Regions from separate parts of the Homo sapiens genome. Here region 1 is linked to region 2. The links are chromatin loops, found by intact Hi-C in ENCODE. Cell type or tissue: heart left ventricle. All regions are shown on one strand. Each heading gives the region's core, and the rest is flanking DNA. Links, peaks and the distances in the headings are about the cores only.

Evidence for each region. Peaks named below come from ENCODE experiments on the same cell type or tissue, not always from the same donor. Only the 100,000 strongest peaks of a DNase experiment are listed, where the experiment ranks them.
Region 1: it touches region 2 in a loop (5-fold over the local background); 32 of 110 quality-filtered maps call a loop at or near these places.

What each region holds. Positions count from the first base shown.
Region 1 is chr11:3,105,641-3,121,179 of GRCh38, reverse strand. OSBPL5 (oxysterol binding protein like 5) reads left to right here. Exons shown (of 22, transcript NM_020896.4): 6 at 556-759; 7 at 1,549-1,633; 8 at 13,235-13,409; 9 at 13,725-13,917. Among named protein-coding and RNA genes, the nearest start is that of OSBPL5, 52 kb to the left of the region's middle. RefSeq lists an enhancer at 1,217-1,386 and a silencer at 10,946-11,005. In heart left ventricle, for the core only: no CTCF peak of the experiment used is centred there; no DNase peak of the experiment used is centred there.
Region 2 is chr11:3,166,394-3,171,052 of GRCh38, reverse strand. No RefSeq gene overlaps it. Among named protein-coding and RNA genes, the nearest start is that of OSBPL5, 3.4 kb to the right of the region's middle. RefSeq lists an enhancer at 4,549-4,659. In heart left ventricle, for the core only: a CTCF peak has its summit at 1,533; DNase peaks (open chromatin) are centred at 1,391 and 1,482; H3K4me3 peaks cover 963 bases; H3K27ac peaks cover 659 bases.

The DNA.
Region 1 (15,539 bases), core at 869-3,368, 51 kb after region 2:
CGGCTGAGGCAGGAGAATCGCTTGAACCTGGGAGGCAGAGTTTGCAGCGAGCCAAGATAGCACCACTGCACCTCCAGCCTGGGCAACAGAGACTCTGTCTCAAAAAAAAAAAAAAAAAGAATCTACAAAGCTGCCAGTTACAAGTCACACCACTCATTGCTGGTTCCTCCCTGAGGCCCTTGACCTTGAACTTGACCCACGTGACCCTCACAAGTAAATCTGTCCCTGCTGCCACGTATTTCTTTGCATTCACCATAACATATGGGCTCCTTTTAAAAACTGAACAAGGACCCTGCCCTGAGTTCCACTCTGAGTCCTGGGGCACCGCTTGCCGTGGCTTGGCCCCTGCTCGGGTACACGATAGACACAGGACATCACCCCAGGGAGTGAGGGTGAGGAAGGGGTGAGTTCCGAACTGGTGTGGGGGAGTGAGGGAGGGGAAGGGCCCCTCGGCAGCCCACCCTGGTCTGTGCCTGGCTCCCCGCCAAGCCATCAAGATGCCCCAGGGATGGCGGCCCCAGAGGGTGGGCATCGACGCCAGCATCCTCCCTGCAGATCCGCGGCACCCTGAAGAGCTGGACCAAGCTGTGGTGCGTGCTGAAGCCGGGGGTGCTGCTCATCTACAAGACGCCCAAGGTGGGCCAGTGGGTGGGCACGGTGCTGCTGCACTGCTGCGAGCTCATCGAGCGGCCCTCCAAGAAGGACGGCTTCTGCTTCAAGCTCTTCCACCCGCTGGATCAGTCCGTCTGGGCCGTGAAGGTGCTGCGGAGGGGTGGGGTTGAAGACAGAGGCCCCGTAGGGCCAAGGGGCTCATTCCTAGGGCCCTGGTGGAGGGTGGAGCCAACCAGCTGAATGGCCCCCTTGGGGCCTTGAGCAGGTGTCTCACCTTCTCTGAGCCCCACATGCGGCCAGGGGATCAGATATGGCCACTGGTGCTCCATGTGAAGCACACAGTAGGCTGCAAGGAGGTGGCATCAAGGTCACCCCAGCCCCTCACCCAGCTGCTGTCCAGGAGGGACAACAGTGGCTGCTCCCCAGGGGTGGCCGAGGAACAGCGCCCAGCCCTCACCCCTCCTAACCCGGGGCTGCCCTGCCAGCTCTAACGGGTGGGAAACCAGAGAAACCCTGAACACCTGGTTACATTTGGATTTCAGAGAAACATCAGAGTTCTTTCATGCTAGTATGACCCCAGTCATGTATGGGAAATACTTACACCAAAAAGCTACTCATGGTTTCTCTGGGATTCGAACATCATTGGGCATCCTGGATGTGCCTTTGCTGATTCTGGACAGCCCAAGTCAGGAGGCTCAGAGCTGGAAAGCTGAGGGCAGAGCTGCCAGCTAAGAAAGGGGACAGAGCTCCCCCACCTACCCGCCTCTCTGCAGCCAAGTGTCTACCTGGCCAGGTGCCTGGCCCCACCTGGTGGCCCTGTGGCCCTGGGGGTGTCCAGGTGGTCCCAGGTGTGGATCCGCATGGTTCTGCCTGACCTATCTGTGCAGCTGGCCCTGGGTGTTGCCTCGGGTGACACCCAGATCTCTCTCTCTCCAGGGCCCCAAAGGTGAGAGCGTGGGCTCCATCACACAGCCCCTGCCCAGCAGCTACCTGATCTTCAGGGCCGCCTCCGAGTCAGATGGTGAGTCCCTGCCAGCTTGCGCATCTCCCCAGTGCCCCCACCTGAAGTGGGCCCCCTTTTGAGGTTGTAGCCCAGGTACAGGTGGCCCCAGTTCAGTCCCTTCTACTGTCTGGGGGCAGCCTGAAGTCTGGCCAGGATGAGCCCGGCTCGGAGTCAGGCCTACACTCACAGAGCCCCCATGCCTAGCCTCAGTTTTCCCATGAGTAAAATGTGACATTAAAATACCACCTGTCAAAGGCCAGGCGTGGTGGCTCACACCTGTAATCCCAGCACTTTGGCAAGCCAAGGCGGGTAGATTACTTGAGGTCAGGAGTTCAGGACCAGCCTGGCCAACATGGTGAAACCCCGACTCTACTAAAAAATACAAAAATTAGCCAGGCGTGGTGGCAGGCGCCTGTAATCCCAGCTACTCGGGAGACTGAGACAGGAGGATTGCTTGAACCCGGGAGATGGAAGTTGCAGCAATCCAAGATGGTGCCATTGCACTCCAGCCTGGGTGACAAGAGCAAAAGTCCGTCTTAAAGAAAAAAAAAAAACCACCTGTCACCCCAATGTTATGAGAACCCAGTGACCTTATAAAAGCACCCATATAACAATTACTGAGCTCCAACCACATGCCAGTGTGAACCCCAAACATCTGAGACAGGTCTCAGTTAATTTAGAAAGTTTATTTTGCCAGGCCGGGTGCAGTGGCTCACACCTGTAATCCCAGCACTTTGGGAGGCTGAGGCAGGTGGATCACCTGAGGTCAGGAGTTTGACCAGCCTGATCAACATGGCGAAACCCTGTCTCTACTAAAAATACAAAATTAGCTGGGCATGGTGGTGGGTGCCCGTGATCCCAACTACTCAGGAGGCTGAGGCAAGAGAATCCCTTGAACCCAGGAGGCAGAGTTTGCAGTGAGCCAAGATCACACCACTGCACTCCAGCCTGGGTGACAGAGGGAGACTCCATCTCAAAAAAAAAAAAAAAAAAATAGTTTATTTTGCCAAGGTTGAGGCCGTGCCTGTGACACAGCCTCAGGAGGTTCTGATGACTTGTGCCCAAGGTGGTCCGAGCACAGTTTGGTTTTATACATTTTAGGGAGATATGAGACATCAGTCAACACATGCAAGATGAACATTGGTTCGGTCTGGAAAGGCGGGACAATCAAAGCCGGGAGGGGGCTTCCAGGTCATAGGTAGATTAGAGACAAATGGTTGCATTCCTTTGAGTTTCTGATGAGCCTCTCCAAAGGAGACAATCAGATCTGCATTTATCTCAGTGAGCAGAGGGGTGACTTGGAATAGAATGGGGGGGCAGGTTGGCCCCTAGCAGTGCCCAGCTTGACTTTTCCCTTTAGCTTCGTGATTTTGGGAGCCCAAGATATTTTCCTTTCACATTTCCCCCCTTTTTAAAAATCTTTTGGAGAAAGCATTTTAGAAGAAAACGAGTCTCTGGTCTCAGGTTCCACCTGATCTCTCATGGCTAGGATGGTTTATTCCTACACAGGTAGGTCCCAAGTTATTAGGAAAGCTCATTTTCAGAAGGCTGTGAAGTCTCATGTCCTATGAAGAGAAAATAGTAGGAGGAAGGCAGAAAAACAACAACAAACAAAAGAACAATCCTGGGAAATTGGTATAGGCCACATTACTCTGAAGTCCATACATCAGTAGGCAGGCAAGAAAGTGGCTTATGTATGTAAGTAGGTTGCTGTTATTTTCTTCTGAAGTTTAAGTTGTCTAGTTTCAGTTTGCAGGGCTTTAAGAAAGCACAGCTTAGTCTTCAGCGACTCCAAATTAGGAAAAATGGGAAAAAAATGAAGGAAAAAAATTGAAAACATTATTTTGAAGACCTATAGCCAACAAAAATTAGGATTTCATCCAAAGTGCAGAAAATAACAAAAATTGAAAAACATTAGGGAAGAGTAGAATCTAACAACAGCTGTACTATAGTTTTTGAAACATAATTTTTTCTCTCCAGTTTCCCATTTTAACTAAGGACAAATTATGGTAGGACTGGTTTGCTTTATTATACTTGGACTAATTATTTATATACAGTGCAGCAAGAGTAATTAGTTTTTACATAGGCTTTTAAATTGTCTTTGATGGAACTTTGTTCCATAGAAAGAATCTCAGATAAGACTTTTTTAAAGCTGAGCCCAGTCATGGACTTGTACCATTAAACACCTATAAGTTGGGCGAATTATTATCTTCTTGAGGTTCCAAGATAAATTTGGAGCTCCTGGGCCTGTCAGAAAGTGACATTCTTTACTTACCACAGGTCAGGAACCCTGTACAGGGACTGTGTAGATGAGGTATGAGGCCAGTTTTTCCAAGGGGCTTTCATTGGTTCCATAAGTCAAGTTTGAGTCCTTAAAGGAAAGCACATCATTCCAGGCAAAGCCTTGGTAAAATAACCAATTTCTCCGATTGTGTCCTGTTACAAATGAAAACAGATTCTTACTGCACTTATGCAAATAACTGTATTGTCATAAGTTACGAATACTCACAGATAGTTTTCAAATTCTGTAAAAATTAGGTAGAGAGAAACAAATATGCTCCAAATTTTGTTCACAGGAGTATACTCAATTGTTAAAAGCTGTAAATAGCTTAAAGTTTTCTTGACTCTGAAAAACAAAAGAAAGGATCCACAATGTTTTAAGCAAAAAGTCAAAAAGATTACTTCACACTTCTTTTTTTTTTTTTTTTTTGTGATGGAGTCTCACTCTGTTGCCCAGACTGGAGTGCAGTGGCGCCATCTCGGCTCACTGCAACCTCCACCTCCTGGGTTCAAGCAATTCTCCTGCCTCAGCCTCCCAAGTAGCTGGGATTATAGGCATCCGCCACCACACCCAGCTAATTTTTGTACTTTTAGTAGAGATGGGGTTTCACCATGTTGGCCAGGCTGGTCTCGAACTCCTGACCTCAAGTGATCCGCCCACCATGGCCTCCCAAAGTGCTGGGATTACAGGCGTGAGCCACCACACCTGGCAATTACTTCACACTTCTATTAGTTTAGTCCATGCAGTTAATTCCTGTTCTGCTTCAAATTTATGAACATTTCAGCTCTCCATGAACCCTGAAAGTTTTTCCTCTATTCTGATGTCACAGTCTCTAAAGTTATCAGAAACCAGCATTCAAGAGCACCTGTTAGAGTTTTACAGCTGATTATAAAACCACCTTCTAAAGAGGACCAAAACAAGACAATGATTGCTTGTGGATGATAAAAAGTTTTAGGGCAGCCATACTCAAAGACACAATTGACAAGGAAATTGTTACCTCTGTGGCACAAAATAATTTAACATAACAATTATAATCATTACTGATAATGTATATTAGGTCATATCAGAATTATAGGAGTTTCCTATAATTTTGGAACACATACCAGTAACATATTTGTACAAATATAGCCCAAAGAAGACCAAATACCATTTTATATTTGACACTGCTTCCTGTATAATTTTTTATACCAAATAAGCCAAATATGTCATTTTTGGACTTTAGGGAACCTATTAATAATATCTTCAAGGATTAGGTTAGAAAAAGACATAATTTATAATTTGATTTTGGAAAGTTTGTCAAATTTTAAAGGTTTAAAACACTTGATATTACAAAGTAGGATTACAAGTCATTGTAAAATAATTCACTCATTTGAACAAAGTGATACCTCAAGGATTTAAAAAAAAAAAAAAGGCAAAAGCCTTCATTCTTTGAGACAGGAGACTTAGTTTTCCAAACAATAAGCCCTAATAACATCATGAAGCCAATTAAATTGTTTTCCAAAATTCCAATCTATAAAATTTTCATCTTGATCATAAGATATAACTTCCATAAGCCTTTATAACCTTTATTAAGGAGTCAGTTATTGTTTCAAGAAAACCTTGTTAATCTGACACAGGGGCCCATATGCTAGTCTTGCATCAGTGTGCCTTTGACATTAATGATTAATTTATAGAGGAACTGAACTTACTTTATCTCTCAAAGTCAGCCCTTACAATCTCACATGTCTATCTCTTCTGGGATAGTCTCTGGGCCTTGAGGAGTTGAACAGCTTTAATTTCTGTGTCTCAGGAATGTGGTTTATTTTGATTGGCATCTTCTACCGGGCCTGAAGATGAAGCTTTAATTGCTGTCAGTGTTTAAAATTTAGCAGGACTTGGTGTTCTTTTTAGACCCATGAGTCAAATCCCTGTAACTCAATGTCGCAAGGACTTTAAAAGCACATACAAGAAGATATAAGGACGGAATAACCTTGATTTAAAAAAAATTTTAATATCTGTTTTTCCTAAGCAAACCAAACTTAATAATAATGGCATAGGAATTATTTTGATAAAACATAAAATCTGTTAGGCCACTTACCAAAAGGCAAAAGCAAATACCTTCTGCAGTGTATAGAATATTATGTTAGAAGAAAACATTTTCTTTAAGAAAACATTGTTAGCATCAGGCCACACACACACAAAAAAACAGAACCTGAGGAGGAAAACAAAACTTATATGAGCTGAAAATGAGTTGAAGGGAAGTGTTACTATTTTGTTCCTTTTAAGAGGGAAGAGAAAACTGAAACTGGCAAGATGCAATGAAAGTTGAACTTTGGGTTAAAATTAAAAAATTAAAATATCTTATAATTGATTAAGAGTAAATCAACCTCTTAAGAAAATGTCGGCCAGGTGCGGTGGCTCATGCCTGTAATCCCAGCACTTTTGGGAGGCCGAGGCAGGAGGATCACGAAGTCAGGAGATCAAGACCATCCTGGCTAACATGGTGAAACCCCATCTCTACTAAAAATACAAAAAAAAATTAGCCAGGCGTGGTGGCGGGCGCCTGTAGTCCCAGCTACTCAGGAGGCTGGGGCAGGAGAATGGCGTGAACCCAGGAGGTGGAGCTTGCAGTGAGCCAAGATCACGCCACTGCACTCCAGCCTGGGCAACAGAGCGAGACTCTGTCTAAAAAAAAAAAAAAAAAAAAAAAAAATCATTGTTCTAACCAATTCTTTAGTCTATAACTGTTTTTTTACATCAAACCCAATCTCTAGAAAGACCATTATAATTTCCCTTTAGTCATAGACAACTTGATCATATAAAAGGGTTTTTTTTTAATAGATCCTCTTATTGTGACTTCCATAGACCATTCATGCCACGCTTGGACTTTCTGGTTTGTCCTGAACATCCCTCTTTCTTAAACAACCAGTCATTTTACTCTAGGACTAAATTTACCATACAAGATTCTTTCTCATATGAAATTATTTCTCTTTAAGCTTTCTTACTCTCCACCAAAAAACACTTTTTTATAACTTTCTTTACATCTCTTTTACTCTTTTATTTCCTGGTTCCTTTTACCTTGTTTTATACATGATCTTTAAATAAGCTTTGAATTAGGCAAAAATTGTTCACCTTTTTCAAAAGGACATGCTTTCTTTTAGAAAGCATATTTTCCTACAAATATATTTTTATTGGAAAATATCCAAATAGTGAAATATCTTATTTAATCTAACTTTAAATTCTAAATTATGATGAATTTGTCTACAAGTATTTGTCCTATTACATTTACCTAATTATTTTAATCATTTACCTAGATTATTTATAAAAACTGCAATTGTCATTATTTAAATTATGGAAACACCATTGCAAAATTATAACTGAGACAGTGAAAGAGATTTGACCTAACTGACTCCATCTTGTTTCTAACCTTCAAGCTATCCTTGTTCATTCCTGGGCATAGGTCAAACTAACTTTGGGAGGAACTTAGTTTATAGTTTACCTGAAACAAAGACTATAACAGTCTTTCTCAAAATGAACCTTACTGCCTGTGGACTAGACTACCTAAAGCCACCAGATTAGAAGTTATGGTAATCTTACTAAATTTAAGATGTAGCTATTTTTATTAAACCAATATAAATTTTTTTTTTTTTGAGACGGAGTCTTGCTCTAGTCTCCCAGGCTGGAGTGCAGTGGTGCGATCTTGGCTCACTGTTACCTCTGCCTCCCAGGTCAAGCAATTCTCCTGCCTCAGCCTCACGAGTAGCTGGGATTACAGGTGCCTGCCAACACACCTGGCTAATTTTTGTATTTTTAGTAGAGATGGGGTTTCACTATGTTGGCCAGACTGGTCTTGAACTCCTGACTTTGTGATCCACCCACCTCAGCCTCCCAAAGTGCTGAGATTACAGGCATTATTAAAGATTACACAAGCAAAGATCATTCTGTCTTGGGCTGGGTTTATAGTTTCGTAACTCCTATGCCAAATTTTGACACCTCATGGTATTTGGCAGGGATAAGTATGAAATTGCTTGATTAATAAATGCAAACAAAAATATATGCTGGCAATTCTTAAGACATTTCTAATATTACTTTACCAATAATTTTAAAGCTAGCTTATTTATTAAAGATTTTATTTAAGTTACATAAACTTGAAAAAGCATTTGACTTGTCTTTTCTTTTTTCCTGATCAAGTATTTGATTCAAGTGCATTTACTTTCTTAAGCCAATCAATTAGAGCCCTTTTATATATTTTCAGTAGTGAAACATTGTGTACACGACACATAAATACATAGACATATTAGGCATGGCAATAGAAGTACATCTCATAGGTTTATAAAAATTTTTTTTTCCTGTCTTAGACTTTCAGATTCTTGATAACCTGTTTCACAACCCTAGGCAATTGTCAGCTAAATAGCCTTAAATTTGCATATTAAGGGAAACAACTCAGGTGAAAATCAAATAGCAAAATTTGCATAAGGTACAGAGAGAAAAAGTCTGGTGGTGCTAGAGGGAGACTAAAGATGGATGCCAAATCAAACAAAATTATAGAAATCTATCATAGGATTGCATAAGGAGACCAATTTTATGTAGTAGGGACTACCTATCATTTAACTGGATCTCTGAGCTCTGGGAAGAGCCCACACTGAATCCTAGGTCTCCAGAAAGGGAGAATTATCATGAGGTTAGACCACGTGATGCTTTTATAGTGCACTTACAAATTTTTTTTAAACAAAGACATTTCTAAGTGTCTAAACCACACTCTTCCTTAAAAGCCCAAGAGTAACCACTGTTGCAATAACTACTTTAGTCAAAAAAAAAAAAAAAAAGAAAAGAAAACACAAAACAGGTTACACAATACAAAAGTAAGCAGTTTAAGAGCTGAGACAAACTTGTCTGTTTACATTCTTGGGGTTTCATAAGAAAAAACAAGTTTCTCCCCCAAGGGGAGTCTGGCACCCTCTCCATTTTCTTTAAGGAACCCCAGGCTACTATAAACTATTTTAGGTCCCCCATGCGGCAGAAGGTGCAAGAGAAAGGAGAGACAGCAGAAGTAAATCAAGAAACAGAATTCAGTCAACTGAGAAGAAAAAACCCTTTTGCTCAAAAAAAGACAAGGTCCTAGGAGAAAAACAAAAACAGAAACATGAAGGTCTCTTAAATACAAACACACACATATGCGCACACACACACATGCACACACACATATGCACACACACATGCACACACACATGCACACACACATACACATGCACACACATGCGCGCACACATACACACACATGCACACACATGCGCGCACACACACACACATGCACACACATGCGCGCACACATATGCACACACACACACACAGCTTGGATGTTAGCTTTTCATTAAACTGACTTTTAACCATTGAGCTTCTTTGAAAAAATCTTTTTAAATCTCATTCCATATTTCAACTAGGACAAATTTCAACGAGGACACAGAAGTACAGTCATTACTCTTTCAGTTTGGCCTAGCTAGTGAAAATGTGGCCTTGTTATATGAATAAAGCCCCTTAGTAGTCAAAATCAAAATCTTTCCTCTTTTTTTTTTCCTTTTGCTGGCCGTTTTTCTCCCCCCATCACGCCACCATTGTGTGTGGGGGTGGGGAGGGGAATTCAGCCACTTCAGAGGCCTTGTTCCCCATAATTTGGAACTTCCTTCAGATTTGATCAAGCCAGATAGAGGTCAATGGGAAAAAGACCAAAACAACAAAAACAGAAACAATCAACAACAAAAAAACAGTTAAGCGAAACAAACAATCGCACAACTTACGTGATCACTGAGTGCTCTAATGGTAAGGAGAAATTAAGACCAGCTGGTTGTTAATCTTAACTTTAGCTAAGACAAACCACAATTCAGTTACTTCCCTAGGGATGGGTCTCAGGCTGAAAACTCAGATCTCCACCATCCTGGGAGCAGGAAAAAAAAAAAATTCATCTTCCCTGTTGGAAGCAAGCTCGAACTCCATAAAGGAGTTACCTGCCTTCCATCGTCATGGAAGCAGGGAAAACTTGCCTTCCTTGTATCGGAAGCAAGTAAAACTCCAAAAAGAGAAGTTGTAAAACAAAATAAACTTTAGATCTCGACCAAATTTTGAGAGATCAGGGATTCTCTGTGGCAGGGGGTGGGGGTGGGGCACGGGGGGAGGTGCTTCCAGGCCTCAGCAAATTGTCTTATTGGTTTGAGCCATAAAGTTAGCTCAAGCTGGTACCAAGCACCAATAGGAGACTTGTGAAAAGTCAGGGGCATCTCCACTCAGAATCCTTCAGTGGTTACCAAAATGTTTGAACCCTGAAAATCTGAGACAGGTCTCAGTTAATTTAGAAAGTTTATTTTGCCAAGGTTGAAGACGCCTACCTGTGACACAGCCTCAGGAGGTCCTGACGATGTGCCCAGGGTGGTCAGAGCACAGTTTGGTTTTAGGGAGACATGAGACATTAACCAACATATGTAAGATGAACATTGGTTTGGTCTGGAAAGGCGGGACAACTTCAAGCGGGGAGGGGCTTCCAGGTCATAGGTAGATAAGAGAAAGATGGTTGCATTTTTTTGAGTTTCTGATGAGCTTCTCCAAAGGAGACAATGAGATATGCATTTATCTCAGTGAGCAGAGGGGTGACTTGGAATAGAATGGGAGGCAGGTTGGCCCTAAGCAGTTCCCAGCTTGGGTTTTTCCCTTTAGCTTAGTGATTTGAGGGGCCCAAGATTTTCCTTTCACACCAGGCACCATTGAAACAACAGGTTCTACTGTTATCATCCACATTAGACAGGTCAGGAAACTGAGGCACAGGCAAACTGCCAGCAAGAAAGTGCTAGAACGAGAATTTCCCTGACTCCCAAATGCATTGCACGCTGTTGCTGTTCCCTGAGTGGCCGCTCAGGCAGCTGTGACTGCGATGATCCTCCACCTGGAGGGATTCCCTCTTGGCCGTTCCTCCCTCTAACCTGAGGTTGGGGCCCTACCCCACCTCGCCCTCCAGTGGCTGCTCTGGGTAAATGCGGTTGCTCCACCTCCTCTAACCCCAGGGTGATGCCTCCCAGAGCAGTGGGGTGAAGGGCTCCCATCCCGCCGGTGGTGCAGACCTAAAGCAGTCTGGCCTTGACCACGGGGCTCCGGTGCCTCTCAGGTTGGAGTCTCGGTGCCACATCACCCCTGGTGGTCAGATGCCACATCCATGCTCCTTCCTGGGCCATCCTGAGTGCCCCACTATGTGCCAGGTCCCATGCAGGCCCGGGGATGGCCAGGGCAGCCCACAGCCTCTGTGCTCCTGGGTGAGGTGGATAACCAACCATCAGATAAGGCAGGTTGGGCTGAGGTGTGAGCTGAGCCCCTGATAGGGTGTGGGCCACCATTCGGGAGGAGAGGTGTCTGCAGCCCCTGTGGGTATCAGGGTGGGCTTCCAGGAAGAGGAGGAAGAGGTCTCGGAATGAGCTTCAAAGGATGCATAATATTCAGGATGTCTAGTCCTTTGTGGCAGCTACAAAGCACACGTGTTCAGGCCCTGGGGCCAACTCGGCAGTTGTGACCCCTCCAGCTCCCCACCACCATCCACTGCCATCCCTCCCCCAACCCTGGTGTTCCGCCCAGGCTTGGCCGCTCTGGCACCAACCAAGCCTGCAGTGGAACCAGCAGGATCCCAGATATCCCCCCAACCCAATGAGAAGGGCAGCTCTAGAGACCCAGGAGCCACTGTCTAGGCAGGCCCCTCCCTACACTGGACCCTGAGATGCCCCACGAAGAGCAGGATTTAATGGATCTCAAAGTGAGGGAGAAAAACTCACTGTCTCCAGGAGCTCGAAAAGGCAGAGGCTCAGAGAGGCACAGAACCGCCTTCAATGCTCTTCAGCCCCATCCTCCCACCTGACGTGACCCCAGGAGGCTTTCTTTGAATAACACTTACTAACAGCCCAGGCACAGTGGCTCACACCTGTAATCCCAGCACTTTGGGAGGCCGACGCAGATCACTTGAGGCCCAGAGGTTGAGACCAGCCTGGCCAACATGGTGAAACCCCATCTCTACTAAAAATACAAAAAAATTACAGGCAGGCACCTGTAATCCCAGCTACTTGGGAGGTTGAGGCAGGAGAATCACTTGAACCCTGGAGTCAGAGGTTGCAGCGAGCTGAGATCACCCTACTGCACTCCAGCCTGGGTGACAGAGCGAGACTCCATCTCAAAACAACAAAAAAACAAAAACAAAAAACACACTTATTGACCCGGTGTGGTGGCTCACACCTGTAATCCCAGCACTTTGGGAGGCCAAGGCAGGCAGATCACCTGAGGTCGGGAGTTCGAGACCAGCCTGACCAACATGAGGAAACCCTGTCTCTACTAAAAATACAAAATTAGCCGGGTGTGGTGGTGCATGCCTGTAATCCCAGCTACTCAGGAGGGTGAGGCAGGAGAATCGCTTGAACCCGGGAGGCAGAGGTTGCGGTGAGCTGAGATCGTGCCATTGTGCTCCCACCTGGGCAACAAGAGCAAAACCCCATCTCAAAACAAACAAACAAAAACCTTATTAATAGTGTGACCTGTCACAGGCCACCACGAGATGCTCCTCTGAGTGCGGGGGCCGCTGTTATCACACCAGGACATCAGTGTCACCCAGGTGGACACGTGCCCCACAGGAGGACCCTTGGGTGGTGCTGTCACCCTGCTTAGGAAGGCAGCAGGGCACAGGGCCCAGAGTGGGGCTTGGAGGCGCCCAGCTGTCGACCAGCCCCTGCTCCACCGCTGCCCACAGAGCCTCTGGGCGGCCTCAGGCAGGTCTCCTCCCTGGTGTGCAAGCCCCTCCTCAGCCTTCCCCACCCTCCTCCCTGGACTCCAGGCTGGCAGGAGCCCCTGGCACCCTGACCAGTGCTTCCCAGTGAGGGAGGACCCTCCTCCCTAACTCCACCTGCAGAAACCTGTGGGTGGCCATCAGGGTGGGAGGCTGGTTCCGAGTGTTCTGGGTTTGTGACCTGGAGGGGTCACTTATGCCAGCCCCTCGTCAGCAATGTGGGTGGTGGAGGTGCGTGGGGATGTGCTGTGAGCATCCCCAGGTGCCTCTGCAGGGCTGCCTCCCCTGGCACACCTGTCCCCAGGCCGGGTCTGCCTCCTTGGGAAGTCCTCAATCCTCAGGGGTTCCCGATGTCTGCCCCCACACAATCTGCAGCTGGATGTGGGGGCAGGAAGGGAGGGCATGTCCCTGCTGGGGCAGGGCCAGGGGTGGGTCTGGGATGGAGGGGGTGGGTCCCTGAAGAGTCAGAGTGAGGGGGAGCCTCCTGGTGGCCCCTTGGGGGATGCGGGATATACAGAGGTGGGGGTGGGGCATGCTCATCCCGTGTGCCCCGCAGGTCGCTGCTGGCTGGACGCCCTGGAGCTGGCCCTGCGCTGCTCTAGCCTACTGAGACTGGGCACCTGCAAGCCGGGCCGAGACGGGGAGCCAGGGACCTCGCCAGACGCATCACCCTCATCGCTCTGTGGGCTGCCAGCCTCAGCCACCGTCCACCCAGACCAAGACCTGTTCCCGTGAGTGGGGCGAGGGCACAGGGGCTGGTGGTGATTCACGGGGTCTCCTTGTAGGCGAGGAAGAGGGGAGAGGACAGCCCCAGCCACTGCTCTGGTGGGCTGCAGGCTGCACGCAGGGACTTGTTCGCTGCAGTGTGCCCTGGGAGCCTCGGTTCCTTCCTCTAAAACGGGGCTGATCGTGTCAAATGTGGGTTGTGGAGGTGACGACAGGCAGGAACGTATGTGAAGTGCGGAGCAGCGAGGGGTGGGCAGCCCAGAGGGCTGTGCTGGGCTCTCACCTGTGACAGGGACCCACTGGCACCATCCACCTTCCAGACTGAACGGGTCTTCCCTGGAGAACGATGCATTCTCAGACAAGTCGGAGAGAGAGAACCCTGAGGAGTCAGATACCGAGACCCAGGACCATAGCCGGAAGACGGAGAGTGGCAGCGACCAGTCAGAGACCCCTGGGGCCCCGGTGCGGAGAGGGACCACCTATGTGGAGCAGGTCCAGGAGGAGCTGGGGGAGGTGAGAGCCCCCCAGCCAGGAGCCCCAAGCGTCTCCCCTGCCTCGGCCCCTTGTTCCGGAAGCAGAGGTAGCCATGCCTCATCCTAGGGGGAGCACGCAGGGCCCAGGGGGTAGCTTTTGTCCCCATCACTTGGCAGTGAGTCCAGGAGCTGTCTTTTAGGTAAACAGGCTCCTCCCGTCTTCCAAAGAGGCTGCCCCGCTGGCTGGCTGGCTGGCTGGCATGCAGATGCGGGGATCGGGCAGGGGTTTGCTGCAGACAGGCAACTCCCTCCTTGGGCTGGAATGCGCTGATGGGAGAACAGGAGGCTCAAGAGGGGCCCTTGACCCCATCTGCTGGGCGGCCCCACTTCCTGGAGGAGCGCAGAGGAGGGCGTGTGGACCTGAGTCCCATGCTCACAGGCACCTGCACACCTGGTGCTCTCCTGGGGCCCTGGGAGAGCCATGAATGAGACAGACCTGGGCTCTGGGCCCCCAGTGTATGGGCAGCAGGAAACATAGATGATAAACCCACAAACACAAGAGGAGGCTGGGGAGCAGGTGAGGGAGGCAAACCGGGCCATGGGCTCTTTCTGAAGACGTGAGTGACGGGAGGGAGGATGGCGTTCCAAGAAGAAGGACCACCAGCGCACGAGCTCAAGGGAGGCAGCAGGCGGTGGGCAGCAGTGTCCCCAGAGCATGCCTGCAGATGAACAGCCAGGGCAGCTGACTCCCCGCAGCTGGAGAGAACTCACGTGGCCCTGGGCACCGTGGGGCGCCTCAGGAAGGGGAGTCCGGAAGGAATCACAGGATCTAAGCTTCCGCTGGGTGACGGGTGCAGGCTGAGGAAGCCGGGCTCTGGGGTGGGGGCTGCGCTCTGGGGTGGGGGCTGTCAGGAACGGGGGGCTCTGTGATCTGGGATCTTGTCATTCTCACCCGGGAGGCGAGACAAGAGCAAGGCCGTGGCTGTCACTGAGGGCAAGGGGCAGTCCCGGTTTCAGCAGGAAAGGGGAATTCGTTCCTTGCTGTTGTTTGGACAGCGTCGTGTTCGCATCTTGCTCTGCACAGGGACAGAGGGGGCTCCTCCGTGGTCCGTGAAATCCTTGTGTTCAGTGGAACACCATGGCCTCCCTGCGGGCTGCTGTTCCCACAGAGCTCAGGCTCCTGTGCGGGGATGGGAAGGTTAGGATGGGCCTATGGGGAGTGGACCGAGGGCCCTGGGGGCCTCAGGCTGAGAGTATTGGGGAAGCCACCGGCGGGTTAGGCAAGGGCCTCGGGACAGCCGAGGGGCGGGGGTGGACACTGGGCCACCCGTAGGGAAGACCCATTGTTAGGAGAAAGCTGAGGACACCCTGGACCCAGCTGTGATGGAGAAGGGAGAAGTGGGCAGACTCAGGGTATTTCGGAAGTTGGATTGGGTAGATCTCAGCCAGATGGTGATGAGCGACGCTGCTGTGAGCCAGGCAGAGCGGGCTGCTGCAGGTGCGAGCCTGGGGCTCCGGGCAGAGGGCATGGAGCGGGCAGCCAAGGGGCCCGGGCACCCAACCTTCAGAGGCCGAGCACAGATAAGGCTTCACAGAGGTGGGGCAGGGAGGTGGGAGGATCCAGGAGCCCAGGTGTCTCAGAGCCAGCTGGTCCGAGAGGTG
Region 2 (4,659 bases), core at 1-2,500:
GCCCCTCCACCTGCGGGGTCTGCAGCCTCCCAAGTGGACACACCGGGCTTCCTGGGTGAGAACTCGGACACGATGTGCCTCCCTTTGAGATGTGTCTGTTCCGGGTGCCCCTTGATCTGCTCCTTCAGGTACCAGCACCGAGGAGACCCCACCCCCAGGTCCCTGCGGCCTTGCCCAGGGTTCTCTCCATACCCACAGCTGCCCAACATGCTGTGGCTCCTCCCTGGGCGGGGAGGATCACTGCCTCCCTCCTCAGAGCGGGGACAGGAGCTTCCCCCCGAGCCCCAAGCAGGAGCCTGGGCCGCTTGTGAACTGCCTCCTCCCAACCTCCCTCCTTGCCTCCAGCACCACCATGGGGCAGGCAGACGCCCAAGACTGTGGCAGATGCAGCCCATGGCCAAGGGTGACAGGTAAGGAGCTCTTAAACCCAGGTTCTGAGCTGGGCGTGCCCCTGACCCCTGAGAAGAGGCCCAGCTGGAGCCCAAGGCAGCGCCCCCAGCCAGCAGCTTCTCCGGAGCAGCTGCCTCCACTCAGCCTGGGCACCGGCCAGCTTTGGGGACCTCTGGGCATTTCTTTCTTTACCCCGTGAGATTTCTGGGGTGTATCACCAACCTCACTGCAGTGCCCATGAGGCCCTGCTCCTCCTCTTGGCCAGGTGTGGTGAAGGATGACATAGGGCTGGCTGCACATAGCAGGGCCGCAGGCAGAGCCCGCCACCCTGGGAGTCACCTCTGAGGACTGGCTCCACACTCGTGGGGACGTCTGAGCACGGGCTTATCCCATATATCCAATGCCGTTCAGCAGCACCCACAGCCCCCTGGAGCCACCTCAGCCTCCCGCCGAGTCCTGCGGAGGTTTTGACCCTATAAATAGCACCTTCTTGTCCTTTCAGGCAGGAGTCCAAACACTGTCACCAAGAGAGGTGGGAAACTCCATTTTTATTACGATCATATTACAATGCCTGAATCACGAGTTTAGATGTGGCTTTCTGGAAGACAGGGGTGTGTGTGGGTGTGCATGTGTGTGTGTGTGTGCATGCACACGTGTGCATGCACACGTGTGCATCAGAGAGAGAGACAGACAGAGACACAGAGTAAGAGAGTCAGAGAGAGACAGGCAGACAGAGCCAGAGAGCCGGAGCGAGCCTTCAGGCAGCAGGCCTGCTCAGGACACACTGTGGGCAGTGCGGGCCCAGAGCTGGGAAGGGAGTCCTGCAGGCTGCCCCAGGAAGAAACCAAAAGAACAGAAAACAGCCACTGCTCCGCCCCGCTCCCCACAGCTGGCTTTGTGACTCAGCCCGGGAGATGCGACCACAGTCTCCCTAGGAAGAGGAGGAGGAACGCATGTGGGGACCCAGTACGTCCCTGCTCCTCCTCAGGCCCCCAGCCCCTGCACCCCTGTGGGATCCAGGAGCGGAAAAGACTTGGCTCCCTCCCATGGCTGGTGGCCCAAAGTGGCAGCCGTGTCCAGCCCCGAAGGAGGGAACAGCGGGGAGAGCCTGCCTCCTGTAACCGGAACGCTAGCTTGGCTTCCAGTCCTGCCTGGGACGCTCCCCAGTGGCCAGCCTGGAGCTGGTGGCTTCACCTCCTTGACTTTCCACTTCGGCGTCTGTAAGCTGGGGATACTGATAACCACAGGCTTGCCGGCAGTGCGGGGGATGCAATCCGGTCACGTGAAGTTGAGGACGTAGTGCCAGGCGCATGGCAAACGGTCCATACATGCTGCGATGTTTTCATGATTAGCTTTGTGCTGTGGAGACTATCTGGACGCTTTGAGTTTCACTGACGCCCCACCGCCTACGGGAGATGGAATCTCCTCCCCCTGCCCGGAAAGGAAACAGAATGGGCTCCCACCAGAGACCACACCTGGCGGTGGATGTGCCTTCAGGGCAGCAGGGAGGGCAGCAGAGCCCAGGCTCACCCCTGGGTCTCCCCACTGCAGCCCAGGGAAACCGGGCAGGTGTCCCACTAGGAGTCGGAGACCCACCAAAGTCCAGGTGCACCCCTTACTACTGGGGCCTCGGTTTCCTCATCTGTCTAATGGAGAGAAGTGGTTATTGCTACCTCAGAAGACTGAAAAGGGCCGGGCGCGGTGGCTCATGCCCGTAATCCCAGCACTTTGGGAGTCCGAGGAGGGTCGATCACAAGGTCAGGAGTTCAAGACCAGCCTGGCCAAGATGGTGAAACCCCATCTCTACAAAAAATACAAAAAGTAGCCGGGTGTGGTGGCGGGCACCTGTAATCTCAGCTACTCAGGAGCCTGAGGCAGGAGAATCGCTTGAACTTGGAGAGCGGAGGTTGCAGTGAGCCGAGGTTGTGCCACTGCACTCCATCCTGAGCGACAGAGTGAGACTCCGTCTCAAAAAAAAAAAAAAAAAAAAAAAAAAAAAGGCTGTAAAGGACCAAAGGAGATAACCGATGACAGTTTGCCGGCCCTGACCTGCTTAAGGTCTCTCCCTAGGGGGCCACACCCAGCCCCACTGGCTCCTGTAGTGGCTGAAGCCCTGAGCAAGGCTTCCCCGGTTGGTGGCACCTTCTCTGGATTGGGCCCAGCGCTGTTCCCACATGTCCTGGCCACCCCAGCCCTTCCCAGGGAGGCAGCCAGATGTAGCAGAAGGGGCAGGGGCTTTTGCGGGGGGGTTTCCTCTGAGCCGGTGGGTCTTCATTATGAACCAGGTGGCAGAGCACGGCAGATCAGAGCACAGTTCTGGAGCCAGAGAGGTTGGTGACTGCCTCGCCTGCTGTGCCTCAGCTTCCCCATCTGTGAAATGGAGCCAATCACGACAGAACCAGCTCATAAAGTTGTGAGGCAGATTAAATGCACCAAGTGTCTAAAGCCCTCAGAAAAGGGTCTGACACGAGAAAGGTGCCCACAGCCATCTTATTCACCCCTCAGTCGGGGTCAGGAGAAGTAGATGAGATGCAAAGAACCTGGGACAGGGTAGGGGCTCCATCAGCAGGAGGCCTTGGGGGCTTAGACCAACCACCCGAAACCAAGGAGTGATGCCAGCAGGTGGACATGTATTCACTTCTGGGGCAGGGATTCTTGACCTCAGCATGACCAGCATTTGGGGCCGGGTCACCCTTTGTGGTGGAGGCTGTCCCGTGCATGACAACGTGTTTAGCAACATCCTCGGCCTCTACCCACTAGACACCAGTAGCAACCTCCAATGACGACGGCCAGAACTATCTCCAGGCAGTGGCAAATGCCACCTGGAAACTGGAGGCAAAACCGCCCCTAGCAGAGAACTGCCATTCTGGAGACTTGGATTGGAACTGCCCTGATTTTAAATTGCACTGTCCTTGCAAAGCATTTTTTAAGTTCTTACTTATCACAGACATATTTTTCTGAATTACCATAAATTCCAAACTAACCAGCTGGGCGCTGCAAGCCGTTCCTTCCCATAGTCCACTCATGGTCCCCAGTGCCCACCAACAGCCAGCGCTTGCAAAGTCTGTTGGCCCACTGGGGACTTATGGCAGCTCATGCAGCGGAAACTGCTCTGGTCATCGCCATTTATAGATGAGGAAACTGAGGCACGGCCAGTTGCACAAACCTGCTCAAGGGCTCCTGGATGGTGGGGCCTACTGGGCGTGCCCCCCTAAAGCTGGTGCCATTGGCACCTGGCTCTGCCCATCTCTGAGACCTCTGACGCCTTCATTTCCTGCGTTGGCCACCAGGCACAGATGCTGTGTCCATCTGACAGGAGAGGAAGCGGGGTCCCAGGAGGAACAAGCCACTGCCTGGTGACAGAGCTTCTTTCTGGCAGCAGCAGGATTCGGACCTACCTCTTGCTGGGGGCAACCTCTTCGGCTCACTGCCTCTCCAAAACCAGGCAAGAGGCTGGAAATGGGGCTTTCTGGAAAAATGCAGAGCCTGCTGGGAAGTGGGGCAGACAACTGACACCTGTCACTGAGCCTGGCAGGTGGCGTGTTCTTCATTTCTTGCATGGCCATCTGGCTGTCAGACACTACCCAGTGAGAGGCTCAACCCTCGTCCTGCTCCACCCCAGCCCCACCCTGCTGTCATCTATGGCCCCTTCCCCCACCCTCAGGTGCCTCTTTGACTTTTGACCTCTGCCCTCAGCAGTGTCATTTCATGAAACCCAGGCCCTGGACAGCCAGCATCAAGCAACTGGCAACCTTCCCTACTGCCGCCCCTGAGACCTCCGCCCTAGGGATAGGGGCTTTGTTTTCTTCCCTAATTCCCTTTGGATTGGCTCCAGCAACCAGCAAGTTACCAGGCAGCAGCACCTCAGCTTTGGGCGGAGTCTTCAAAGAGCAGACCCAGCAGTTGTATGTGGATCCCAGCTGCACAGACCCTCTCCTGCAGAGGCAGAGGCCGCCTGCCACAGGCCACGCGGAGCAGGGTCCCACCATGGCCCTGAGCATCTTGACTGAGCAGTTCTGCATCCCAAGGCCTCACAAGGTGACTATGGAATGGCAATGCTAGCCCTGGGGGTAAGCTTAGGGCAAGTCCGATCAGCCCACTCGCCTCCGTAAGCCGTGGGTTCCTGTGATCCGCACACAAGCGGCTGGTGCTGCTATCCCCAGGAGGATACCCACCAACTTGTCTAACGGGGTGGGCAAGGCCAGGGCTGAGACGGGAAGGGGTCTGGCTTGTTGTGGGCAGAGCACCTGCATGCTGTGCCGTTCCCCC